3 separate regions of the Homo sapiens genome follow, and all the other regions are linked to region 2. The links are chromatin contacts, found by Hi-C or POLR2A ChIA-PET in ENCODE. All regions are on one chromosome and are shown on one strand. The core of a region is the stretch at or near the end of the contact, and the rest is flanking DNA. Distances in the headings are between cores, read along the strand shown.

What was found. A loop is a pair of places that touch in the nucleus more often than their neighbours do. ChIA-PET counts read pairs that join two places held with the same protein, here RNA polymerase II (POLR2A). Pooled maps may share reads with other maps.
Region 1: a pooled map shows a loop between it and region 2 (2.7-fold over the local background). The contact joins the enhancer-like site here to the promoter of VPS18 in region 2. A Hi-C loop is called at or near these places in 2 of 50 pooled maps. POLR2A ChIA-PET finds 5 or more read pairs at or near these places in 2 of 52 experiments (GM10248 and OCI-LY7).
Region 3: a pooled map shows a loop between it and region 2 (4-fold over the local background). The contact joins the promoter of IVD here to the promoter of VPS18 in region 2. A Hi-C loop is called at or near these places in 2 of 50 pooled maps. POLR2A ChIA-PET finds 5 or more read pairs at or near these places in 4 of 52 experiments (GM10248, HEK293, activated T-cell and 1 more).

The regions. Positions count from the first base shown.
Region 1 is chr15:40,541,951-40,545,855 of GRCh38, forward strand. It overlaps a transcript of CCDC32 not described here. Among named protein-coding and RNA genes, the nearest start is that of CCDC32, 21 kb to the right of the region's middle. RefSeq lists a silencer at 1,737-1,836 and an enhancer at 1,987-2,086. Within about 2 kb of position 2,086, at least 3 of the 41 ENCODE cell types and tissues checked have a DNase peak (open chromatin) inside an H3K27ac peak, as active enhancers do; they include OCI-LY7, where a contact is called at or near this core.
Region 2 is chr15:40,892,953-40,896,566 of GRCh38, forward strand. VPS18 (VPS18 core subunit of CORVET and HOPS complexes) reads left to right here and starts at 1,498. Exons shown (of 5, transcript NM_020857.3): 1 at 1,498-1,907; 2 at 2,986-3,127. The coding sequence starts at 1,817. RefSeq lists a silencer at 1,214-1,383 and an enhancer at 2,224-2,313.
Region 3 is chr15:40,403,612-40,407,178 of GRCh38, forward strand. IVD (isovaleryl-CoA dehydrogenase) reads left to right here and starts at 2,184. Exons shown (of 12, transcript NM_002225.5): 1 at 2,184-2,360. The coding sequence starts at 2,217. RefSeq lists enhancers at 1-99, 3,389-3,567.

The DNA.
Region 1 (3,905 bases), core at 836-3,335, 350 kb before region 2:
GGAGAAAGAAGAACTCACCAGCTCTCCCTCCCAAATGCTGGGGAGACCAGGGCTGACTTAACAGCAGCAAGCCCCCATAGGTCTCCAGTAGCCAACCACAGATTTTCATAATTGGAAAGGACCTTAGGGGTGACCTGATCCAACTTTCTACACAATGCAGGAATCCCCTTTACAACCTTTCTGACATCTGCTGACACACCTCCAGTGACAGGGAATTACTATCTTCTACAAGGCCACCCTATTGTTGAACAGCTATTAGAAAGTTCTTAACACTGAATGGTAATTGGTCTTCCTGAAACTCCCTGCCATTGGTCCTAGTTTGTCCTTTGTACTTCAGTGTGTCTCAGCTTTCTACCCAATACTCCTTCAAATATTTTAAAGCCAACCGGGTCTCTCTTAAATCTCTTTTCTATGGAAAACAATCTTATTGTCTTGTCCTGTCTTCAAATAACTCGATCTGAGCCTGCTCACCCTGGACCCCTCCTCTAGGGAGCATTGCAGTTTGTCGATGTTCCTCTGTAGGAAAAGACCCTGTTGCAAGAATGGCACCACCTTGAAGCAAAACTGCCATAATGACTGATGTTTGACTCCTGCATACCAAGGCATTCCTGTGGCAAGGTCAAGAAACAATGCCTGGGCCGGGCGCAGTGGCTCATGCCTGTAATCCCAGCACTTTGGGAGGCTGAGGCGGGAGGATCACGAGGTCAGGAGATTGAGACCATCCTGGCTAATACGGTGAAACCCCGTCTCTACTAAAAAATACAAAAAATTAGCCGGGCATGGTGGCAGGCACCTGTAGTCCCAGCTACTCAGGAGGTTGAGGCAGGAGAATGGTGTGAACCCGGGAGCAGAGGTTGCCACTGCACTCCAGCCTGGGGGACAGAGCGAGACTTTGTCTCAAAAGAAAAAAAAAAAAAAGATGCCTGGCCAGGTGGGGTGGCTCATGCCTATAATCCCAACACTTTGGAAGGCCAAGGTAGGAGGATTGTTTGAGCCCAGGAGTATGAGACCAGCCTGGGCAACATACTGAGACTTTTCTTAAAAAAAAAAAAAAATTAGCCAGGGGTATAGTCACAGCAAACTCAGGAGGCTGAGGAGGGAGGACAGCTTGAGCCCGGGAGGTTGAGGCTGCAATAAGCTGTGATAATGCCACTACACTCTAGCCTGGGTGACAGAGCCAGACTCTGTCTAAAAAAAAAAACAAAATGGAAAAGAAAGAGAAAAAAGAAAAGAAAGAATGCCTGTAGCATAAATAACCCCTCATAAAGATGCTTATCTAACCTCCCCAGTGGTCATGAAACTTGCAATAAAGTCTGAGGTGTGACCAGCTGCACATGTTTTCCCCTAAAAACTTGTTATACAAAGGATACTTTCTGGAGGGCGGGCATGGAAACCACCATCTCGTGACCAACCAAGGTATGGCTTCTGTGCATAAGTTTCTATTAAGCATTTATCTCTGAGAAACTAGATTCGTCAGCCTCTCTCTCTGTTTTGTTTTTGTTGTTGTTGTTGTTGTTTTTTTGAGACAGAGTCCCACTCTGTCGCCCAGGCTGGAATGCAGTGGCATGATCTTGGCTCACTGCAACCTCTGCCTCCCAGGTTCAAGAGATTCTTCTGCCTCAGCCTCCTAAGTAGCTGGGAGTACAGGCGCACGCCACCGTGCCCAGCTAATTTTTGTATTTTTAGTAGAAATGGAGTTTCCCCATATTGGCCAGGCTGGTCTCAAACTCCTAACCTCGTGATCCACCCACCTCAGCCTCCCAAAGTGCTGGGATTACAGGTATGAGCCACTGCACCCGGGCTTGTCAGCCTGTTTCTTTGGCCCCTCAGCTCTCTTGGCCTTTAGGGGTAGGTTTGCATAGACCTGCTCACTGCAGAACATCCTCTTGCAATGTGGTGCCCAGACGATGCTTTCAGAGAGGCATGACCACTGCAGAATATATTTTTACACTACTATGTCCCAGGTACACAGGTACATTTCCACTATTGATTCCTAGAATTATAACTTTTTTTTAGCAGCACATAACACTGCTGACTCCATTGAACTGTTAAGACACTGAACACCTGTTTGGGGTTTTCCATACCACTTTCCCCTTTCTTCAGCCAACAGCAATCCTCTTTCACTTCCCATTCTCATATGGTTCTGGTGGGACTGTTTACCACAGTATCCTGTACCCCTAACCATAGATCTTGCCCTTGTCATAGTCAGTGCTCCAATGATGAGCATGTGACCCAGGCCAAGCCAATCTGAGTCCCTCCCCTGGAATGTATTTATTTATTTGAGACAGGATCTTGCTCTGTCGCCCAGGATAGGGTGCGGTAGGGCAATCATAGCTCACTGCAGCCTCAACCTCCTGGGCTCAAGCAATCCTCCCACCTCAGCATCCCGAGTAGCTGGACTACAGGCATGCAGTACCACGCCAGGCTAATTTTTAAATTTTTTTTTTGTAGAGACGGGGTCTCTTTCTGTTGCCCAGGCTGGTCTCAAACTCCTGGGCTCAAGTGATCCTCCCACCTTGGCCTCCCAAAGTGCTGGGATTGTTAAGCCTAAACCACTGTGCGGAGCCCCCTGGCATCTATTATATGGGGTTGGAAAGTGTTATCTTTCCTCTGGACTTCCTAAACTGGAATCATGTCAGCCCAGAGCTCCCTGTGCTATACCAACACACAGAGAGAGTCAACAGTGGGAGGAAGAGAGGCTAAAGATACTGCTGGAGTCCTGAGGTCCAGCTAACTGAAGCCAGCTCTATATGTCTTAGACTAGAATTGAGTCCGGCTTGGATTTTTTTTTTTCAACAGCCTTGGAAAACTTTCCAGAGTCTGGCTTCTTGGCTTCTGTCACTAGAACAAACTAATAAATACTCTGTTCTTCTCTGTCCTCTAGTTGTGTAGTTAATTTCTGATCCCAAATGAAAGATTTCACATTTATCTGTATCATGTTTCATACTTTGTCCCATCACTCTAGTCTATAGAAAAATTTTAGAATTGTTATTCTTTTATTCAATTACCTACTCCTCTCACTTTTGATAAGGTTACCTTCTATTCACTCAACCAAATCATTGATAAAGATGTTGAGCTGAACAGAGGAAAAAGAAACCAACAACATGTCAGTTTATCAATCCAAGAGTTTACCTTTGGGATGATTGTTCTAACAACTGTGGGTCTCCTCTACCATACTCTTACCCAATGTACACTCCGCATCCTGTCTGCCTTGATCAGGCACCATGCTGAAGACCACACTGCACCTTGGCATTCTGCTAAGCCAATATTTGATGGTCTCATCCCCAAAGGATGTAAGATTAAAGAGCCAAAACTGGTCCTGGAAATATCTGTTCTTTAAAATGCTCATAAACTCTCAGTAACCTATCTGCTTTCTTCTGCACACATACACACACACACACACACAATCCCTCTCACCTTTGCCTCCTCCCTTTCTACTTATCTGCTAAAGAAGTAATTTTTAAAAGTGGATTACGTCAAAATGAAGGGAGGAGAGAGTCAGTTTGTTTGGGAAAAGAAAACCTTTAGAGCAATGTGTGACACAACACTTGGGACAGAGGAGGTGGAGAGAATGGGGGGAGATGAACATCTCTCTGCCACACATTGACTAATAGGAATAGTACATTGAGGGCTTAGGAAAGGCTGGGGCTGGAGGCTAGGGAATCGAGGAGCAAAGGCCCACTACTGTTCCACTTTGGCCTGTAGGAGGTGGTGTGGGGTACCAGCAGAGAGCACAGGCACTGGAGAGCTAGGCTTGGCTCTCCATCCTGGCACCACCACCTGCTAACCACCCACTACTACCTGCTGAGAGCCTGCAGCTCCCAAGACAGACACTCAGGTGCCACACTTCCCTCCACTCAGTGACCAAGCCTCAGTGGTTCTCCTTGCAAATGCTCCCATATCCA
Region 2 (3,614 bases), core at 248-2,747:
TCTGGGATCACTTTTCTTAGAGGAAGCCTCCTGCCTATTGTCCTGCTCCTGCACTTCCCTCCTGGGACCTGGCAACCTCAGGTGGGAAGGCTGCATTGAGGCTGCAGGCTTGGTCAAGAGAAGCAGGACCCTGGTGCGAAGGGAAATGAGCCTGGACAGCATACTTGTCACCTGCCCCAGGACTAGTGCCCCTCCAAGCCAGAGAGCCCAGATAGCCCTCAGTGGGGCTGGTGAGAGTCACAGTTCTCCGCACGTGGCCAGGAAGTTGAGCAAGAGTAACCCAACCACATAAGGTATGGTGCAAACCTGGAAACTTCTGAGAGCAAAGGGATGCTCTTAGTTGTTAGGCGGGGGCCGCCCAGCAGAGCCAGGACGGTGGCGACCCTAGTCCAGAGCCTTCCACTTTAGCAAGGTAGAATCCAAGGGCCCCAGAAGGGAACAGACTCCATCTGGGTCGCCTAAGCAGGTGAGAGAGGAAAACCCAACCACAGTCGCGCCCCAGCCCTCGCAGGTCCCTGGCTGAGGACTCCCCTCTCCACCTCAGGCTGGGCGGCCCCCGCCTTCACGCTTGCTCCCACTTGTCCCTCGTTCTTGCTAGGCTTGGCAGGTATTTGTTCCCTGCTCCTTCACGCTCTCAGTGCCGTGGCCACGTCGCTGGGTACGCCCCACCAGGCAAGAGACATTTTCCGTCTTGTTCTCTGCCACGTCCCCAGAGCCTGGAACAGTGCTTGGCACAGAGTGGACGCTCATTCGTGGAGTAAGTGCCTGATGGATAATCCATCACTTGCTTTTCTAGTATGAATGGTCTATTTACGGGTCCAGCGCCCCTGCTGGCTTACGACCTTTTCCAGGGCGGGGAGGGGCTGTCCTCATCTCTGTGACCCCAGCGCCCAGCCCAAGGCCTGGCACAGAGTAAGTGCTCAACCACATTTTGGTGAATGAGTGAATGGAAGCGGCCCAGCAACCCTGAGCCAAGGAGCCACTGTGGGGCAGGTCAGGGCGGTTCCTGGCACAGGGCTTCCCACTAGCCTGGCCACCAGCTCTGCGGTCTCCTGGAAGCTGGGGGGCCTTTGGGTAAGGGAGAAGAGTGGCCAGGAGTTGTCTGCGTGTGCCCTGTGACGGTGGGATAGAGACAGCGATTGGATTGAGGAACGGGAGGTTCCCCGAGGCTGTTTAGAGAGGCGGGAGCGGGAGCTGGTCAGGGAGGCTGGACAGACCACCCGAGGGAGCGGAGCTTGGGCACGAAAGCCAAAACTGGGCGGCGCGGGGCGGGTGGGGAAGGCCGGCTGAGAAAGCCGGGATTGCCTCCTGGTGTCAAAGCTCGGAACTGCAGCAGGATCCTGGGGGCGGGGCTTGTGTTCAGCAGCACTCGCCACGCGCCCAGCCCTCAGCCCTCGTCTCGCCTTCTGCTGGCTGGCCCGGCGACGTTGTGCGCCAGCGTACGCGGGGCTCTGAGAACCCGGAAGTTACGTTTTAGGCCCGCGTCACGGGGGCGGGAGTCAGCTGAGCTGCCGGGGCGAGGTTGGGATCACCTGGCACCGGCTGAAGGGAGCCTGTGATTTTTTTGTAGCGGGGGCGGGGAGTAAGGTGCAAGACTGCGCCAGATTCAAGGACGAGGGCTGCCCGATTATCTCGCTGCATAAGGCAAGAGCAAGAGGATCCTCAGGATTTTAAAGAGGAGGCGACGGCTGCAGGTTCCCAGGATCTGTCAGAGGCTGGGGAGTTACAGCTTCCATTCTGGGGCGACGGGGACCCCGGGGGGGTAGCCCTTTTGTAATCCCCAGGCCCCGGACAAAGAGCCCAGAGGCCGGGCACCATGGCGTCCATCCTGGATGAGTACGAGAACTCGCTGTCCCGCTCGGCCGTCTTGCAGCCCGGCTGCCCTAGCGTGGGCATCCCCCACTCGGGTAAGGAAGAGGAGGGTGCCGCTGCCCCTTTCGGCTCTCCTAGCATTTGCGTGGGAGCAGCGAGGAGGGCAGCTCCAAGAGCTCGGGGTCATCCCCTGGGCCGTGCCTTCCGGGTCTAGGCCCCTGATTCTCCTCAGGCTCTCTTGGCCCCCAGCTGGTGGATAGTCGAAGTTTGAAAGAGCAACGGGAGCTGCCGCGTGATCTAGGCTCTACCGCTAGGGTCCTTTTGAGAGGGAATTGGGGCCCAGATAAGGAATTACTCACCTACAGGGCGCAGTTGGGCTGTTGGGAGAACTTAGAATGGGCTCCCGGCTTCTGCTGATGCTTTTCCCACCAGGCCCCTTCTGGAGGTGGGAGGGAAGGAATGGACAAAGAAAGTGGTGAAGGCGGAGTATTGCAGAGGAAGAAGGGAGGGTCCCAGAGGGAATTTTGTCGCTGAACGGGGAAAATGGAGATGAAATCTTTTTGGCCTTGGCTATAGCTGGGTGCAGCCTGGAGTTTGGGGACGTTTTTGTAGAAAGTAGTGAGTCTCCAGGAGAATGAGGGCATAGGGAGCCCTGGGGAACTGTTCCAGTGAGTGGAGTTAACGAATTGGAGCTGCTTTCACTCTAGTCTTTACCTTCATTCAATGCTCAAAATATCCCAGCACTTGCCAACTCTACACTGAGGCTCATTACCGCATGGGCAGGGAGGGGGGCAGAGAATGGGGCTATACTACTTCAGTTAAGCTGGGATTGCTGGGCCAAAGACCTGATAAGGGAGAATACCCAGACCACCAGTCCCGTCCCACCTCCACGCAGCCCCATTACCAGTGGGAGCAGGTATATCATGCTGTGACAGCATCTTAAGGGTTCAAAGAATCAACCCCTCACTGCTGTCAGAGTGTGGAAAGAGCTCCAGACCTCTATTGTAAAGGTGACCAGCAAACGACTTGATATCAAACTATTTGTTAACCAAGGTCCTGGGGATAGGAATATGTCAGGAAAGTGGCGAGGAGCACTGTGGTGTTTTTTCTGCCTCTCCTTGCCCTTCACCTGTCTCTTCCACAGCTAATCTTCTTGTCATTCCTTACCTGTAGGGTATGTGAATGCCCAGCTGGAGAAGGAAGTGCCCATCTTCACAAAGCAGCGCATTGACTTCACCCCTTCCGAGCGCATTACCAGTCTTGTCGTCTCCAGCAATCAGCTGTGCATGAGCCTGGGCAAGGATACACTGCTCCGGTAATCAAGAGCTCACAGAGCTTAGGAGTAGGGACTAGAGAGGTGTTTGGGGACTGTTAACTCACTGGGCCTTTCTTCTATTCCAGGCAAGTAAAGCAGTGAATTTGGAGTTTTCAGGAAATATCCTATCCCTTTCCAAAGAGAACCAATACAGGGTAGTGGTTAAGTATCTGGCCTGGCAGGGCATGGTGGCTCACACCTATCATCTCAGCACTTCGGGAGGCCAAGACAAGAGGATCACATGAAATCAGCAGTTTGAGACCAGCCTGGGCAATATAGTGAGACCCCCGTCTCTACCAAAACAAATTTTTAAAAATTAGCTAGGTGTGATGGTGCAGTCCCAACTACTGGGGAGGCCGAGGCAAGAGGATCACTTGAGCCCAGGAGTTCAAGGCTGCAGTGAGCTGTGTTTGCACCACTGTACTCCTGTCTCTTTAAAAAAAAAAAAAAGTCAGGTGCAGTGGCTCACACCTGTTATCCCAGCACT
Region 3 (3,567 bases), core at 934-3,433, 490 kb before region 2:
ACCCGGGAGGCGGAGCTGGCAGTGAGCCGAGATGGCGCCACTGCACTCCAGCCTGGGCGACAGAGTGAGACTCCGTCTTAAACAACAACAACAACAAAAAAGCAGTGCTATGATCGGGTGTTAACTTCTCAGTAGTACTTCAAATTATGGTGAGGGGGTGAGTTAGAAGCTGAGGAATGGGTGCAGGGAAGTTGGATGTGGTATGAATGATCTAAAAATGAGAGCAATGTGCCAAGTACTGTGCTGAATCATTAAGTATGCAATCTCTTTTATTCCTCATAGTAGCCTTAAAGTTGGTTGGTATCATTTTCGTTTTAAAGATGATGAAACAGTGACTGAAAAGATCTAAGAAACTTGCCGAAAGTCCCACAGCTATGTAGTGGGATTGCATAGACTCCTGGACTCAGGGTACCAACCTGAGATGAGTTGTTCAAGAGCATTGACTTGGCTGGGTTCCGTGGCTCATGCCTGTAATCCTAGCACTTTGGGAGGCCAAGACAGGAGGATCACATGAGCCCAGGAGTTCAAGATCAGCTTGGGCAACATAGTGAGACTGCCCACCCCCACCCCGGCCCCATCTCTAATTAATTAATTAAATTTTAAAAATAACATTGACACAACATGGAGGAGGAAAATAGAGCAAGTGGAGAGGGGATAGAGACTTAATTCCATCAGCTCCCCTCTTTCCCCTCACCACTCTTCCTTTCCCTGTGTCCCGAACCCGTGTTTCTAAGTCCTGACTGCTATTATTCTGGTGTATTAAATACATACTATTTACTATTTAATACATCTTTTGTTGTTGTTTGTTTTCTCAAATTTTTTGTGGAGACAGGGTCTCCCTATGTTGCACAGGATGGTCTTGGACTCCTGGCCTCGAGCGATCTTCCCACCTAAGCTCCCAAAGTCCTAGGATTACAGGCATGAGCAACCATGCCCAGCCTATTTAATACATCTTATTTAATATATAGTATAATACGTAAATATGTACTATTTAATATTTAACACATATTAAATACAAATGGTCCCCAACTTACAATAGTTCAACTTAAGATTTTTCAACTTTATGATGGTGTGAAAGTGATAGACATTGAATAGAAACTGTACAATATTCAATAAATGATATCTAACACTGTCTTATAAAATATGCTTTGTGTTACATGATTGTGCCGTTATAAGCTATTATAAGTGTTCCAAGTACGTTTAAGGTCCACTAGTCTAAGCTATGATGTTTGGTAGGTTAGGTGTTTTTTTGTTTTCTGTTTTGAGACGGAGTGTCACTCTTGTTGCCCAGGCTGGAGTGCAATGGCGTGATCTCAGCTCACCGCAACCTCCACCTCCCGGGTTCAAGCGATTCTCCTGCCTCAACCTCCTGAGTAGCTGGGATTACAGGCATGCACCACCACGCCCAGCTAATTTTTGTATTTGTAGTAGAGACAGGATTTCTCCATGTTGGCCAGGCTGGTCTAAAACTCTCCGCCTCAGGTGACTCACCCGCCTCGGCCTCCCAAAGTGCTGGGATTACAGGTGTGAGCCATCATGCCCGGCCTAAGTGTATTTTCAAAGTGCATTTTTGACTTACAATATTTTCCATTTATGATGGGTTTATCGAGAAGTAACCCCACTGTAAATCGAGGCGCATCTCCAATCTAGAAGGCAGCTACTCCTTAATAACCCCTTTCCCATAAAACATGAATCTAAATCTACAAACCTTGTTATATAATAAAGCAAGATGTACTCTGTTATGATCAGTGTGCACGTTAGAGCAAGCACTACTTTTCCGATCTTAATTATTCCAGAGATGCTTGACCAATTTACTGGGTACGTGGGCAGTTTTCTGATTGCTGTTTCCACACTCTGCTTTCCCACAGAGAGATTTCCGCAGTTAGGGGCTGCTATTTCAACGCAGGGAGATAAAAAGAAAAAAACACTTGCTCTTCTACCCCGCTAAAAACACTCATCCTAGGGAGCACGCCAGCATTTGCAGCGTTCGGGGCAGGGCCACTCGGCCTGCGGCCGTTGCACTGGCTGGAAGCTGGCAGGCGATCACGGTTGATTGGCTCGGGTGCGGTCCAAGGGCAGCAACGCCTTCGGCGGGCCGCCTAGGGTGATTGGCTGCTGCAGCCCACCCCCTAGCCGGTTTGGTGGGCGGCGAAGCCTGGATTGGTGGAGCTAAGAGCTGGCTCAGTTTCAGCGCTGGCTCTTCGTGCATGGCAGAGATGGCGACTGCGACTCGGCTGCTGGGGTGGCGTGTGGCGAGCTGGAGGCTGCGGCCGCCGCTTGCCGGCTTCGTTTCCCAGCGGGCCCACTCGCTTTTGCCCGTGGACGATGCAATCAATGGGCTAAGCGAGGAGCAGAGGCAGGTGAGGAGACTGACCCCCTTCCTGGCCCCAAGGCCTCCTTCCTGCCTGGTCCCCAAGGCCTCCTTCCTGCCTGGTCCCCATCGGCCCAGCGCCCACCCAGCCTTGGCTTTTGCCCGTGGGCCGTTGGGAGCGCCAGCGCGGGGGCGGGACGCGGGGCCTCCGACCTCGGGTCCAGTCCTCTGACCTCGGCCTCACGTCTGTGGAGTGAAGATTTGAGACCGTGGGACAGTACTGCTGGAAGTAGAGAGGAGGAGTCGAGGCTGGGAGAGCTCCTGAGAGACTGATGGTGTTTTGGTGGAGGATTGGCCAGGCTACCTACCGCTTGTGGCACAAGGGCCCTCAATCTGTATGTAGTTCACTTACACCTGAACAGGCTGAGGTATGCTTCTCACACCTGGGTGGTCATCGTAATCACCAGGGAGTCTTTTTTGTATAAACAGTTTGGGGGTTTTAAAAAGCCACAGTGAGCTCTCCTGTCGCTCTTCAGCCCATTGGGTCAAAACACAAAAGTTGAACAAGTACTTGAAAGAAGTAGTTGGAGGCCAGGCGCCGTGGCTCACACCTGTAATCCTAGCACTTTGGGAGGCCGAGGTGGGAGGATTGTTTGAGCTCAGGGGTTTGAGATCAGCCTAAGCAACATAGCCAGACCCCCATCTCATAAAAAATAGAAAAGAAGACGAAGTAGTATTTACAAATGGAGCAGAACCAGAGTCCTTCCTGAGGTTTCACTTGGAGGCTGGATGGAGTTGGCGGAGGTATGAGCCTCCCAGCAACTCCGTAGTTTATGTTTATAGCCAGCGAGCGCTCAGAGCTTCCGTGAACCACCTCAAGTGGAAAGGGTTCAATCCCTATTCTCAAGCTTTCCTGGCAAGAGGAGTTTCTTTTCTTTTTTCTTTTTTTTTTTTTTTTGAGACGGAGTTTCACTCTTGTTGCCCAGGCTGGAGTGTAATGGCGCGATCTCCGCTCACCACAACGTCCGCCTCCCGGGTTCAAGTGATTCTCCTGCCTCAGCCTCCCAGGTAGCTGGGATTACAGGCATGCACCACCACGCCCGGCTAATTTTGTGTTTTTAGTAGAGACGGAGTTTCTCCATGTTGGTCAGGCTGGTCTCAAACTCCCAACCTCAGGTGATCCTCCTGCCTCGGCCTCCCAAAGTGCTGGGATTACAGGCATGAGCCACCATGCCCAGCCGCCAAGAGGCGTTTCT